Regions from separate parts of the Homo sapiens genome. Here all the other regions are linked to region 1. A link is a contact called in ENCODE Hi-C or POLR2A ChIA-PET data. All regions are on one chromosome and are shown on one strand. The core of a region is the stretch at or near the end of the contact, and the rest is flanking DNA. Distances in the headings are between cores, read along the strand shown. Region 1 overlaps LOC105370952 (a long non-coding RNA gene). Region 2 overlaps AKAP13 (A-kinase anchoring protein 13). Region 3 overlaps AKAP13 (A-kinase anchoring protein 13).

What was found. Hi-C counts contacts between places; a loop is a spot of excess contacts on that map. ChIA-PET counts read pairs that join two places held with the same protein, here RNA polymerase II (POLR2A). Pooled maps may share reads with other maps.
Region 2: a loop to region 1 is called in a pooled map, with 2.6 times the contacts of the local background. The contact joins two enhancer-like sites. A Hi-C loop is called at or near these places in 1 of 168 maps with a recorded cell type or tissue (Right ventricle myocardium inferior), 1 of 37 single-sample maps with no recorded cell type and 2 of 50 pooled maps. POLR2A ChIA-PET finds 5 or more read pairs at or near these places in 1 of 52 experiments (activated naive CD4-positive, alpha-beta T cell).
Region 3: a loop to region 1 is called in a pooled map, with 2.0 times the contacts of the local background. The contact joins two enhancer-like sites. A Hi-C loop is called at or near these places in 1 of 168 maps with a recorded cell type or tissue (Right ventricle myocardium inferior), 1 of 37 single-sample maps with no recorded cell type and 1 of 50 pooled maps. POLR2A ChIA-PET finds 5 or more read pairs at or near these places in 2 of 52 experiments (WTC11 and activated T-cell).

The regions. Positions count from the first base shown.
Region 1 is chr15:85,838,154-85,843,195 of GRCh38, reverse strand. LOC105370952 (a long non-coding RNA gene) reads right to left here. Exons shown (of 3, transcript XR_932580.2): 3 at 2,132-2,653. Among named protein-coding and RNA genes, the nearest start is that of MIR548AP, 15 kb to the right of the region's middle. RefSeq lists a silencer at 2,302-2,561. Within about 2 kb of position 2,540, at least 5 of the 41 ENCODE cell types and tissues checked have a DNase peak (open chromatin) inside an H3K27ac peak, as active enhancers do.
Region 2 is chr15:85,533,952-85,538,993 of GRCh38, reverse strand. The region is part of intron 4 of AKAP13 (A-kinase anchoring protein 13); the gene reads right to left. Among named protein-coding and RNA genes, the nearest start is that of AKAP13, 160 kb to the right of the region's middle. RefSeq lists an enhancer at 4,885-4,964. Within about 2 kb of position 2,814, at least 10 of the 41 ENCODE cell types and tissues checked have a DNase peak (open chromatin) inside an H3K27ac peak, as active enhancers do.
Region 3 is chr15:85,552,747-85,557,788 of GRCh38, reverse strand. All of the region lies in intron 5 of AKAP13 (A-kinase anchoring protein 13), which reads right to left. Among named protein-coding and RNA genes, the nearest start is that of AKAP13, 170 kb to the right of the region's middle. Within about 2 kb of position 2,513, at least 4 of the 41 ENCODE cell types and tissues checked have a DNase peak (open chromatin) inside an H3K27ac peak, as active enhancers do.

The DNA of each region.
Region 1 (5,042 bases), core at 1,291-3,790:
ATCATGAATCTGAAGTGGTTTTGGTTACTCTGATGATGCAAGTGTGAATTTCCTTCATGAGACCTGAGTCTGCCATCCCTGAGAGCTGGAGCTGAGCCTCCAGATGTGAAAAAGAAGAGCAATGGCTCCTGTTGATTCTGGGGGAGGGGGGTGGGATAGCATGCCTCCCCCATGCAGCACCTGCTCCAGCCCCTGGCACGAGGAAGGTGCTCAGCAAGGGCGAGTTGCTGCCCTTACCATCTTAGACTCACATAAAGAGCACATGCGGCCGGGCGCGGTGGCTCACGCCTGTAATCCCAGCACTTTGGGAGTCCGAGGCGGGTGGATCATGAGGTCAGGAGATCGAGACCATCCTGGCTAACAAGGTGAAACCCCATCTCTACTAAAAATACAAAAAATTAGCCGGGCGCGGTGGCGGGCGCCTGTAGTCCCAGCTACTCGGGAGGCTGAGGCAGGAGAATGGCGTGAACCCGGGAAGCGGAGCTTGCAGTGAGCCGAGATTGTGCCACTGCAGTCCGCAGTCCGGCCTGGGCGACAGAGCGAGACTCCGTCCCAAAAAAAAAAAAAAAAAAAAAAAAAAAGAGCACATGCACCTATAAAATGGCCCAAAAACTGAGACTCACAAAAGTTAAATATTACTCAAGATTACACAGCCAGAGAGCCTTTCTCCACAGGGCTAGTGAGGCTTGGAGCATCCTACTCCAATTTGCCTTACTTGAATTTTGACCTACCTGAGATTGTATAATGTCTTAAAAATCTGATTTTTTAAGAGGAGGGACAGTGTTCTGTGACCCATCTATCTCCAGATAGCTCAGATGGTGAACTAATTCAGCCAACCCCCTATCTCCTAACTAATACCCACACTGAAACAACTCAATAATAAAAACACGAATAGCTCCATTAGAAAATGGACAAAGCAGGCCAAGCGCAGTGGCTCACACCTGTAATTCCAGCACTTTGGGAGGCCTAGGTGAGTAGATCACTCGAAGCCAGGAGTTCAAGACCAGCCTGGCCAACATGGTGAAACTCCGTCTCTACTAAAAATACAAAAATTAGCCGGGCAAGGTTGCACATGTCTGTAATCCCAGCTACTTGGGAGGCTGAGGCAGGAGAATTGCTTGAACCTGGGAAGCGGGGGTTGCAATGAGCTGAGATTGTGCCACTGCACTCCAGCCTGGGCAACAGAGTGAGACCCTGTCTCAAAAAAAAAAAAAAAGGAGAAAAAGAAAGAAAGAAAAGAAAATGGACAAAGCTGCTGGGCACTGTGGCTCACGCCTGTAATCCCAGCACTTTGGAGGCCAAGGTGGGTGAATCACTTGAGGCCACGAGTTTGAGACCAGCCTGGCCAACATAGTGAAACCCCATCTTTACTAAAAATAAAAAATTATTATAAAAATTAGCTGGGCGTGGTGGTTCGCGCCTGTGGTCCCAGCTACAAGGGAGGCTGAGGCAGGAGAATCGTTTGAACCCGGGAGGTAGAGGTTGCAGTGAGCCGAGATCCCGCCACTGCACTCCAGCCTGGGGCAACAGAGCGAGACTCCGTCTCAAAAAAAAATTTTTTTTTAGTAAAAGAAAAAGAAAATAAAACCTACTTCAAAGGGTTTTAAGAACACCATGTGAAAAAAGAATTCTACTATAACAAAATAAATATTAGCAATCTCTTCAATTTGTTTCTTTAAAAGCTGAAGGCTGATATTTAGGGGGAAGTGTTCTAATGTCTGCAATTTACTTTTTGAAATGCATCTGAAAAATAAGATGGGGCCAGGCACGGTGGTTCACAACCGTAATCCCAGCATTTTGGGAGGCCGAGGCGGGCGGATCACGAGGTCAGGAGATAGAGACCAACCTGGCTAACACGGTGAAACCCTGTCTCTACTAAAATACAAAAAATTAGCCAGGCGTGGTGGTGGGCGCCTGTAGTCCCAGCTACTCGGGAGGCTGAGGCAGGAGAATGGCGTGAACCCAGGAGGCGGAGCTTGCAGTGAGCCCAGATCACGCCACTGCATTCCAGCCTGGGCGACAGAGCAAGACTCCGTCTCAAAAAAAAAAAAAAAAATTAAAAAGAGAACAAGAAAAAGAAAAAATAAGATAGTTTGAAGGATGGAAAGAGGGATGAATAGATGGACAGATATGCAATGAAACCAATAGAGTAAAATGTGAATAACAGAATCTAGCTGATAGATAAATGTGTGTCCACTGTAAAAGCATTTGAACTTTTAAGTACTAAAGTTTTTCAGAATAAAATTTTGAGGAAAATGGGGAGAGGTGCCACTTGCATTTTACAAAATATGAACATGCTTCTCCCCTCCCCCGCTTAGTTAGACGCGCGCTCCTTTCTGGTCTGATTGCGTTAGCAAGTCACCTTGCAGCCCTGCCCAGCGATTCGGTCCGGTGGGTGCCCAGGATAACACGCGCCAGCCTTCGCCGCTTGCGAAATGTTCAGGGCTCTTGCCGCCAGAGGGCGCGCCCGCGGAGCGCTGAGCGCCAGGGCGCCAGGGGCTGGGTGGCCCGCGCCGGGAAGTGACAGACTCCGGAGCGGACTTTGCCCGGGGGTGGGTCCCAGGCCAGCTGCTACTGCAAGTACCTGCAGAAAACAGCTCTTCGAACCGGACAGTGCGAGAGTCAGCGCCTGCTGCCTGGCCGGGCAGAGATTCTGATGAAGAAGAGAGAGGAAACTGAGTGTGCTGAGGCAGTGTCAGACAATGCTAAATGCTTTCCTAGCACTTATTTCACGTTTTAGTTATAAATCAGCCTGAAAATAGAACGGTAGTGGAAGTGCGAAGGACATGCATTTCATTCCCGGCAGAGGCTGCCCAATCAGGACTCCTGGTCCTCTGAAGACAAAGCAGCTTTTTTGGGGTAGGGAGCGGGGGCGGGATAGCATGCTTCCCCCGCCCTTTCCCCCATGAGCAAAGGGGCTCAGAGTAGCTGTGTCCCCTGAGCTGAGGTGGCAGCTCCTGTGGGTGCCCTGGGACCTCACTCAGCATCTTCAAAGAGCCTGTGCACCCTGCTCCTTCCAGCTTCTTCGTGGAGGGCTGGAGAAGTTGTGAACCTTTGTCAAAAGACAGAAGCACAAACTTAAAGATCTAATTGGCTTTTATTTGCAATTCTAGAAGTGAGCAACACCTCATCCTATAAAATGAGCTGAGCACAGGAGGTTGGCTTTGCAGGCAGAGAAGAGCGGCAGAAAGCAGAAACAGAACAAAACACGGACTGATCATGTCAAAGTTACTTTCCCTACAGGGTTAAAGCAGAGGGGACTTCCTTATTACTTAGGTTGATGCAGATTAAATGGAATGTTTTAGGGGAACTGGCCCATTTCAAAGTTCAGTTTGATGACACTGCACTTAGCACAACTGACTCCATTCTGGTGTCTGGCCTGCTGGGGCCTAGTGCAGGAGACTAGTTCCATAACAACAGCCTCCCATAAATGATGTTTCACACCTCAAACCCTTCCTCACCTCCAGTCATCCCAATGCTCCCACTGACCCAAGTATTTTCTCAGACTATTTGGTTCCCCAGCCACCAGAGAATCAGGCATAAATCATAAGTCACTCTGTATTTTAAGACCATAATCATGCTGGGTGCAGTGGCTCATACCTATAATTCCAGCACTTTGGGAGACCAAGGCAGGTGGATCACCTGAGGTCAGGAGTTCGAGACCAGCCTGTCCAACATGGTGAAACCCCGTCTCTACTAATAATACAAAAATTAGCTGGGCGTCGTGGCAGGCACCTATAATCCCAGCTACTCAGGAGGCTGAGGCAGGAGAATCGCTTGAACTGGGAGGCAGGGGTTGTAGTGAGCCGAGATCATGCCACTGCACTCCACCTGGGAGTCACAGCGAGACTTTGTCTCAAAAAAAAAAAAAAAAAGAGAGAGAACCAGATATCAAGAGTACTTATAAACCCTATAATTCAATTTATATAAAACTGTAGAAAAAATAATCATGACAGAAGAAGATGAATGCTTGCCTTGGGCCATTGGCTGGGGTGTCAAATGGAATGGGGCACAAGAGAACTCTGGGGGGCAATGGAAATGTTTGTTCTGTATTTTCATTGTGGTAGCGGTCACATGTATGTAAAAACTTGTTAACATTCAATGAAAAGTTTGCTTGAAAAAAAAAAAACCTGCCTTCCATTACTCTAATCTTCATATCTGGGGTGTTCTTCCTATTGCGATTGTGTGAACAAAATCAATTGCTCTACTTGTTCAGTTTTTCCAGGTTTCTCTACTCCATGTTCCAGAAGCTACCAACTGGGAGTGTGCAGACTGACGCACAATCGTTTCCTGGCAACTCCCCAGTAGAAGCTAAGGTGTATCTGCTTCCTGCTAGGATCCTGACCCGGGACGAGGGCCCACCTCTCTGCCTGCCTCCTTTAAGGGACGCCTCCTGCTCCACAAGTTTCTGTCCTCCCTCTGAGGGAGCCCTGGAATGTGCTCCATCTACACTACTAGGGCCACGTGGACTATCCTAGGAGTTGGGAGGGCAGGGTGCAGCTGGGGAGGGAATGCTCGCAGAGAATGGGGTTGGGGTGGCTTTGGCAAAGAATGCACTTGGGGTCTGTAAAGAGGTCAGAGAAGAGCAGGGCCACCTTTGCTCATATCAGATGCTGCTTGGCCACCCACACCTGACCCTAGCTCTAAAAGCCAGTGTGTGGAGGGTCTGATTCTGTAAACTGGATGAAAGAGCAGGGAGGATTGAATGAAGAAGATACAGGAGGAGCACAGGCTACCTGGGCAGGGGGCATTTCACTGAGGTATTCTTTCAGCAAGCTTTAATTGAACAAACACAGTGGAATCTCAATGGTCTTTATGGAGTGAGTGCAGGAAAGAAAGAATGAATGAATGAATGAATGAAGATAAGATAAGATCCCTGCACTCTCAGAACTCACCTTCTAGATAAGAAGACAATTCAAATACAAAAATACCAGTAACACAGAATGGTATATGAGAGGTACCATAAAATTTTATGGAAACGAACAGAAGAGAAAAATCACTTCTAGCAACACTGCAGGGCCATCCTACCCCTTATGAGTGTT
Region 2 (5,042 bases), core at 1,565-4,064, 300 kb after region 1:
CCTGGCGTGGTGGCGGGCACCTGTAGTCCCAGCTACTCAAGAGGCTGAGGCAGGAGAATGGTGTGAACCTGGGAGGCAGAGCTTGCAGTGAGCTGAGATCGCACCACTGCACTCTAGCCTGGGGGACAGAGCAAGACTCCCTCAAAAAAAAAAAATACACAAACACTAATGTAGCTACGAAAAAATATTTATGAAAAGCTATCAAGGCCGGGCGCGGTGGCTCAAGCCTGTAATCCCAGCACTTTGGGAGGCCGAGGCGGGAGGATCACGAGGTCAGGAGATCGAGACCATCCTGGCTAACACAGTGAAACCCCGTCTCTACTAAAAATATAAAAAATTAGCTGGGCGTGGTGGCGGGCGTCTGTAGTCCCGGCTACTCGGGAGGCTGAGGCAGGAGAATGGCATGAACCTGGGAGGCGGAGCTTGCAGTGAGCTGAGATCACACCACTGCACTCCAGCCTGGGCGACAGAGCGAGACTCCGTCTCAAAAAAAAAAAAAAAAAGAAAGAAAAGCTATCAAACACTCTGAAAGGAGGTGGGAACTGAATCATCAAATGATTATGGTGGGCGACCTATTAACCAATATCAGATGTATAGAATTGGGAATACACAGGCTGTTCTTACTGCAGTTTTTCCTAAACCTGTCTTCCACCTCTCCACCCAAATTTCTCTTTGAGGGGAGAATTCTTGCCCCCAAAGATGATCAGATCTCTTTTTCACTTGGTTATACAATATCATGAGTAAATAAGAATGAAGATTCCCCCAGGATGTTTCTCCCTGCTTCCTCTAGAGCAAGTCTGCAGTGGGCCCACCCTACATTACCTGGGAGTTATGCTGACGGCTACTGCACAAGGGTCTCTCAGGGAAAACACCCCCCTAGCTTACCATTTTCACTAACCACCGAGCTGAGAAACTAAGTGAGACTTGGAAAACTCAGAGAAAAAAATGTCCTTACCCCACCATTCACGCCACACCCAGATGAATCCTTATCACCTGCATTTAAGGCAGAACTGTGGCAAACAGTACAATGTGTAGAAGCTTGTTTATATAATTAGGGATGAGAGAACATTTGGAAGATTTAAAAGGACAAACTCCCTCCTGTTCATATTTAAAGTGAAGATTAATTTTTGTAACAAGTAAAACATCAATGTTTTGTGTCTCCAAATGGTACATTCAAAATGAATAGCTTATAAACTAGCACACATTATCAGAATACACTTTCCCCCATTTCACAGATGAGGAAATTAAGTAACAGAGAGATTGAGTATTTTGCACAAACTCTTGCAATGAAGCCAGGATGCAAACAAACTGACTCCAATGCCCCTGCTTTTCCCACTTTGTAAGAGCAAAGTTAAACCCAGAATTCTTAACTTTATGCTCATGCCTGAAGTTCAGGGAGACTTAAGAAATTTATCATATGTAAATGTGTGCACATAGGCACCTATAAACATTTTTTTCTGAGGAGAAATCTGAGCAATTTCCAAAGGAGTCACTGACCTGAAGAAAGCTAAAAAGCACTGCAACTAAACAATTAAAACAGTAGGAGGATTAGCCATAAATCTTACATAAACTACTTTGTCTAAGTATTAGGCTAGAATATCTCTAAACATCCTAGCTTTCAACAGCAAGAAGTCCTGTTATGTAACAAGGTGCCTTATTTACCTGTATTACCTCAGGCATCATGGTTACTTTGTACCTTTCTCCTTTAAATACCTATTTAAAAGTATTTATGTGCAACTCATTGATGTGAACAGACTATTCCATTACATTTGTCCCTCAACAGCAGGCGTGATGAACTCTTAACTGATGCTTCTCTCCCTTACTGTACCCAGTGTTCCCAGATTCTAATCATCAATTAATAGAACAATTTAAACTGCAGAATGTGAACTGAGCACAGAAAATCAGATTCCTCATCCCAGTTGTTGACTTAAAGACACTTCTATCAAGTCACTTGCATGCATTTCACCTTGCAAAGTATACAACTTACACAATTTCTTTTGTTATTTTATTATTTTAAATATATGTACAATAAAATTCACCTTTAGGGGATGTACACTCCTATGAGTTTTAACACATGCATAGATTCTTACAGCCACCACCACGAACAAGACAAAACAACTCCAACAACCCAAAGAATTCCCTCATGATACCTCTTTCCAGTCAGACTTCCCCCACTCCCAGCCCCTAGCAACTACTCATCTGTTCTCTTTTTCTATAATTTTGCATCTTCCAGAATATCATATAAATAGAATCACATAGTATGGAACCTTTGGAAACTGACTTCATTTTCCCGCATAATGCATTTAAAACACATCCAAGTTGTTGCACATGTCAACAGTTTGCTTCTTTTTATTGCTGAGTAGTATTCCACTGTATGGATATATTATAGTTTGCTTCTGTATTCACTCAGTGAGGGAAATCTGGGTTATTTCCAGTTTTTGAAGATTATGAATAACATTACTATGAGCACGTCCGTGCACAGACTTTTTGGTGACTACAGATTTTCATTTCTCTAGGATAAACACCCAAAAGTGGGATTACTGGGTCATACGCTAAGTGTATGTTTAACTTTACAAGAAACTGCCAAATATTTCTAGAGTGGTTATACATTTTGCATTCCTACAAGCAACATATGATATGTTCTTCATCTTTGCCAGCACTTGGTATTCTTCATCTTAGCCATTATGATAAATGTGTAATGATATCTCATTGTGGTTTTAATATGTATTTCCTTCCTCAAGTGTTCAAATTTGGTTTGGCCTTTGTTAGCACTGCTTGAGCAATTTTGTGCAACAGAAAATTTACCAGTACACTGACAGTACAAAAAAAAATTAAAGCTGGCCAATTCCCTCCTATTAAAGACAAGGAAGTTAAGGCCCAAAGAGAGGAAGTGGCCGGGCACAGTGGCTCACGCCTGTAATCCTAGCACTTTGGGAGGCTGAGGCGGGTGGATTGCCTGAGCTCAGGAGTTCAAGACCAGCCTGGGCAACATGGTGAAACCCCGTCTCTACTAAAACACACAAAAAAGCAGCAGGGTGTGGTGGCATGTGCCTGTATTCCCAGCTACTTGGGAGGCTAAGGCAGGAGAATCGCTTCAACCCAGGAGATGGAGGTTGCAGTGAGCCGAGATTGCACCATTGCACTCCAGCCTGGGCGACAGAGCAAGACTCTATCTCAAAAAAAAAAAAAAAAAAGAGAGAGAAAGAGGAAGTGATATGTCCAAAGTTTCAGATGTTTGCTTTTTCTAATAGTTGTTTTTAATCATGGCAACATAAAACTATCCAACTCCTGGGCCCCTCTTTAAACAAGACAAAACAAAACCATAAAACACCATAAGCCCCACAAATAACTAATGCAGTACTATCTTGACACTGATTTGTGAAAGGCAGCCAGAATAAACATTCCTGTATCAATACAGAAATAGGAGGAGCTAGAGGTATTAAGGCCCATCACCAGGTTTATATAAGGCATGAGTGCCTTTTCAGAATGTCAAATATTCTGATCTCTAAATATTAGCAAGACAGAAGTTTCTTGGACACTATACTTAAAAAAAGAAGAAGAAAAGGATAAATCCTTTCTTCCTTGATTTGATACTTCCTTTCAGGTTTTACCTGGGCAGGACTATCCAGGTAGAATCTGACAGTATGCACCTGACAGTATGGGACACCGTTCTGACGGCTGACCACAGGTTTAACTGTTAAATTTAGTGTAGATTTAAGAGAATCAAAGCTGGCAAAGACCTCTTTACCATTCTTCCATGGAAGAAGACAAAATTCATCTGAGTGTAGAAACTAACTATGCTATGGCTCAGGCCCCTCTGGGTATTTCTCCTCAGGAACTGCTCACCTGTGGGGAGAGTGACTTGTGGTCTGCTTACCCAAAATAATTCAATACTCAAGGCTGGGTGGACTCTACAGGGCAATGGTGTGACTGACCAGCTCTTTCATTGAAGACATAGAAAGTACAAGCAGACCCTTCTGGCAGGAGCTCTAACATCAGGCTTCCAATCTAGATTTCATCAGTAATAAACATTTTGGTTTCTATCTCAGGACTCCCAAATCGTTCAATTGGACTTGAACTCAGAAGGGAAACTGGATGTTACTTATTGAACTCCAGGTACACATTATGTTTCATTAAAAAATATCTATACAATTATGACATCAAGTAGATGTCATTGGCTACTAGAATTATGTGGGAAAACCCTTGTTTGAGTAAGAGGACTTACTATGTAAATATTTTTGAAAAAGTGGAGTTCTGGCCGGGCGCAGTGGCTCATGCCTATAATCCCAGCACTTTGGGAGGCCGAGGTGGGTAGATTACCTGAGGTCAGGAGTTCGAGACCAGCCTGACTAACACGGTGAAACCCTGTCTCTAATTAAAAAAAAAAAAAAATTTGCTAGGCATGGTGGTACATGCCTGTAATCCCAGCTATTTGGGAGGCTGAGGCAGCAGAATCACCTGAACCCAGGAGGTGGAGGCTGCAGTGAGCCGAGATCATGCCACTGCACTCCAGCCTGGACTACAAGAGTGAAAGCCCGTTCTCAAAAAAAAACAAAAAACAAACAAAAAGTCCTTTCTTCAGTGAACTCTCATAGGGAGGGCCAACAGATAAAGTCAGTAAGAGTGACACTAACCTGGTTAAGGAAGTGTGTGGTTTCTCAGAGCACACCCTGTTCTCATGCTCCTCCCACTCACTGCCCAATCTTTCCTCTCCTTCACTTCCAGGCTATCTTTAGAGAACTTCAGAATACAATAATGAAAACCATGTCTTTGATCATTAAACACCAAAAAGTAACTCTGCTACTCTCCTCATGAAGAGCATGTCACTTTCTACACTTGAGAGATCAAATCTGAAATCCAGACCCACAGGAAGGTGACGTGCCACTCTCCTTGGGTAATCCCTAGGGTCATTTCGCTGCAACAACATGCTTAACAGCTCAATTGAAGAACCTAGAAGAGATGCCATTGAGGCCACTTTCCTACAGTAATTCTAAGATTTACGCAGCCTCTGTGGAAGACCTGAATATGATGACCATAGAAAA
Region 3 (5,042 bases), core at 1,264-3,763, 290 kb after region 1:
AAAGAGGTTCTGTCGTGTGGGCATGGGGGCTCATGCCTGTAATCCAGCATTTTAGGAGGCTGAGGCAGGCAAATCACTTGAGTCCAGGAGTTTGAGATCAGCCTGGGCAACATACAAGACCTCATCTCTACACAAAATTTTCAAAAGTTAGCCAGGTGCGTTAGTTAGTGGTGGTGCGTGCCTGTAGTCTCAGCTACTGCGGAAGTTGAGGTAGGATGTCGAGGCTACAGTGAGCCATGACTGGGCCACTGCACTCCAACCTGGGCAACAGAATGAGACCTTATCTCAAAACAAACAACAAAACACAAAAAAAACCACACCTAACAAAAACGACAACAAAAGAAGCTCTATAATTTGTTGAAATGATTTCCCTGAATCAAATGTGAAATATCAGGAACAAATCACAGTACATAATAAATATAAAACGATTGTAAAAAGCTGTATTCAGTTTTTCAGAGCATTTTCATCATAAATATCTTATTTAATCTTCCAAGTAACAAGGCCAAGGTTCTGCAGATAGATAGCGTTTAGGCAAATCAACCAAGGCTTCACAGAGCTAAGGGCTGAAATGAGGGCTAAAAAATAAATTTTAAAATTAATTCCAAGCAATCTGTTTATTCTAAATCAATTTAGTGTAGTAATTTATGTGGATTAATGAGCAGAAAGAAAAGATAAAAGCAAAATGTTTCTTTAGATCACATTTTAAAATGGCACTAAGAGGTATTCGACTGAACACTCACACCTTAAACAACAAAACCACTTCAAATGCACATATTCTCTAAAAGGAAGTGTATACACAAAAATCCCAGAAGACGTTTACAGCAAAATTGTGTAGAGAATTTTTATTTACTCTGTATGTATTCTAAAACGCAAATCCAAATCTTCACTTAAGGAAAATAAAACAGGTGCTTATGGTAGAAAATGTCTTCGACTGGAAATGGCGGCTTCTTCTGAAGAGCTTTCTGAGGAGGTGACCTAACAACTGACCTGAGTGGTATGAAAGAGCCAGCATGCAGAGTTAGGGAACAAGAACATCAGGCAATGTGTACAGCAAGTACAAAGATCCTGAGGTGGCAATGAGCTGGCCAGGGAGGTTACAGCCAGTGTAGCTGTGCAGACAGAGCTATGGGAATGAGAAAAATGTTATGAAATGAAGTCTCAAGAGTTGCACCAGGTTCAGATTTCACAGAGCTTTGTGAGTCCTGGTAGGAACTAGGATTTTATTCTTGGAGGGGTGAGAAAACACTAGGGGGAGGAAGGCAAAAATGACAAAACAAAAGAAGGATGCTAACAATATTTACTACAGTCATGTGCCACTTAGCCATGTTTCAGTCTATGATAGACCATATATGGAATGATGGTCCAGTAAGATTATAATGCAGCTGGAAAATTCCTATCACTCAATGATGTTACGGCTGTCATAATGTTGTAATGCACTGCATATCTGCAGTGATACTGGTGAAAGCAAACCTACTGTGCTGCCAGTCATATAAAAGTATAGCACATAAAATTATGTACGGTACATATTTGATAGCGATAATAAAATGACTATGTTGTTGGTTTATTATTTACTTTTAATCCTCACAAAAACTCTGAGGCAGGTATCAGTGTATTTCCATGTTGCATGTGTGGAAACTGAGACTTAATGAATAATTTCCCCAAGAATTCACAGCTGTAAGTGAAACGGCCACAATCTGTACTCAGAGCTAACTCTAAAACTTATGTGCCTCCTTCCACTACCCACAACGAAACCTACCTCTAAAAAAGTTTCAAACCACATTCAAATTATACTAACTGGATGTCTGATGTAATATTTATCAGAAGCTAATAAAGTATATTAGGGTTTTTGTTATAAGTTTTATAAAATCCATAGCAAGTTTTTCAAATGCAAAATAACACAAATTAGAAGCCATTTCTCAGAGATAAGGTTACAGCATCCAAACCAAGTGTCCACAGTTTATGTATATGATACAACAAAATTCAATAAGCCCAGGATGAGTTTCAACTAATTTTCTAGCATTCTACCTGCCATGCAATAATCAACAACCAATCAGTCTCTGCCTTCTTACCTTGCCTAGCATGCGCAAGAAAACAATGGGGTTTTATGCTAACATACATAGAAAACCCAGTCAAATTAACTTAACTGCAGAGAAGAACACTTTTCTGATCCTAACAACACAAGTCCTTCAGGGAAGTTCAATGATGCTTCAGGTTGAGTTACAGCAAAAAGCCAGAGAAAATGTCAGAGAATAAACAATGAAGATTAACAAAGCATTGGTCTGGAAGCTGATACTCACACATGGCTGCCCAAGCACCCCGAATATCGCAAGCCCATCCTCTTTTAGTTTTGGCTTCATACTACAGCTTTAAAAATAGAGGAAAGCAGCCTGGTTACCCCTCCTAAAGGCGTGTTTCGCTCCAAGTTTACTTCTGACAAGGAACTGCAGCATCTAGTTCCTTTTCTGAGGGCTATTGCAATATCTTCTCAAAACCACATCACCATAATAGTGTCCAACCTTAATGAGTTCTACAAACCCAACCACAACTCTACTCAAATGGAGCTGGAGAAGCTAAATGCCAGAAAGGGGTAGGGGGTGGGGGGTAGCTAATCCACCTCAAAATGATGTATTTTAGCTATCCGTAGGGAACTCGCTGCTAGGCTAGTTATGGTCAGATATGCAATCCTGCATACCCAGGGCCACAAGATATTTTAGCACTGAAACTTAGTTTTCCTCTTTTCCTTCCTTTTTTTGGGGGGGAGGGAACATAGAACTGCCACTCTCGCCTTAATAATTAGCATAAGGAGAGTGCAAAGAAAAAGAAGGCACATCCTTGAAGCAACTACTGTCTATGAGTAATTTGCTCTAAATTTTGTGCTTTTAAACAAAAAAAGTTTTATAAGGTAATTGTTAGAGCATAAGCTGGAAAGTCAGACAGAGTTGGTTTGATTCCTTACTCTCACCTTACCATCTTTGTGATCTTGGACTACTTAAATTTCTCTGCGCTTCAATTTCCTCATCTGTAAAGTGAAAATACTAAATCTGTCATGAGGATTAAATGAATGTGAATTCAAAATGTTAGCTGTCTGGACACCCGAAACGATTGATATATTGTGACTGTGTGGTATGCTAGAGGGCTGGTATAATTCTAATGAACCAAAAAAGAAGGCAACTTCTGAGTATTAGACTTAAAAAAAAAAGAAAAAAAAGTAAGGGAAGCCTGCTTGTGGGGTAAGTGTCAAGCAACTACCCCTACAACACCTACCACAATTTACCCTCCAAAATTCTGTAAGGAAAATGGGGCTTGGTTTCCCCACTAGGTTAAGAGATAGTTACAATTGTGGGGTGAGGCTGACTAGGAAACAGTAAGTCAGAAACTGAATGGTGGTTAAAAGAGATATCATATTCATACGCACCTGAAATATTTCCAATGAATTGTCCTTCCTAGCTCTCCAAATAAAGAGATATCTAAGCTCCTAAGAACTTTATAAACATGTTCTTGTTTAATCCTAACAGATCTATGAGGTACATATTATTTTTCCCTATTTTGTAGATGAAGAAACTGAGGCCTATAAGAGATGTTAAACAATAGGGACACACCAAGTTCAGCTTTGCCATTTTTAAGGCCAAAGAGATGGATGCCTGCTGAACAAGGATTAAGTGATTACAGGGCTACCATCACTATCAGTGAGGCAGCACCACCAATACAAGAAATACTATTAAAATAAAGAGTACTATGTAAGCATTCTCTACATAATCTAAACCAGCGGTCCCCAGCATTTTTCGCACCAAGGACCAGTTTCACGGAAGGCAATTTTTCCACAGATGAGGGGGCGGGGTATGGAATGGTTCTGGGATGAAACTGTTCCACCTCAGATCATCAGGCATTAGATTCTCATAAGAAGCATGCAACCTAGATCCCTCACATATGCAGTTCACGATACGGTTTCCACTCCTATGAGAATCTAATGTCACCACTGACTGGACAGTAGGCAAGCTCAGGTGGTAATGCTCGCTCGCCCGCCTGACACTCACCTCTTGCTGTGCAACCTGGGTCCTAACAGTCCATGGACCAGTACCAGTCTGTAGCCTAGGCGGTGGGGACCCCTGATTTAAAGTACAAATCTCCTTATGTGCTTTTTATGCAGAAATTCTATTGGCCAGTTAAAGCATAAAATATGTACTATAAGAATAAAATGGTACAATAATCAGTGACTATAGAAACTGTTAATGTCATATGCAAAAACAACTAAAGAGTTTTCAAATGGATAAATAGTTTGACAGTTAAAATGAATATTAAGAGATAGTGCACCGGCTAGATAACCTTAGGAAGAACATTTTATCTTTATTAAGCCAACAAATATTTATTAAAATTTAAATGGTATAAGAATTACAGATGTTAGGCCAGGCACGGTGGCTCATGCCTGTAATCCCAGCACTTTGGGAGGCCGAGGCAGGCGGATCACCTGAGGTCAGGAGTTCAAGACCAGCCTGGTTAATATGGTGAAACCCTGTTTCTACTAAAACTACAAAAAATTGGCTGGGCATGGTGGCGAGTGCCCGTAATCCCAGCTACTCAGGAGGCCAAGGCAGGAGAATTGTTTGCATCTGGGAGGTGGAGGTTGCAGTGAGCTGAGATCGCGCCATTGCACTCCAAATTGGGCAAAAAGAGCGAAACTCCGTCTCCAAAAAAAAAAAAAAAAAAGAATTACAGATGTTAGATTATATTAAAACTCTAGATTTAACTTTTTATTAACTAGTGTTCAGAACACTAAACATTAAATAAAACAATTTTTTAAATTGTAGATATTCCATTTAGGCCATGTGTCTTTCTAGGGTAAGTTCAATTTGAAAATCATTCACATAAGAATAAAATTAAGAGCAGAATGTCAACATTGCCATCTCCAAATTTTGTAAGAAAAAATGGCCAAAATCATGTATAAAAACTATGATAAATCCATCCTGGCTAACACGGTGAAAAAACATACAAAAAAATTAGCCGGGCATGGTGGCACACGCCTGTAGTTCCAGCCACTCAGGAGG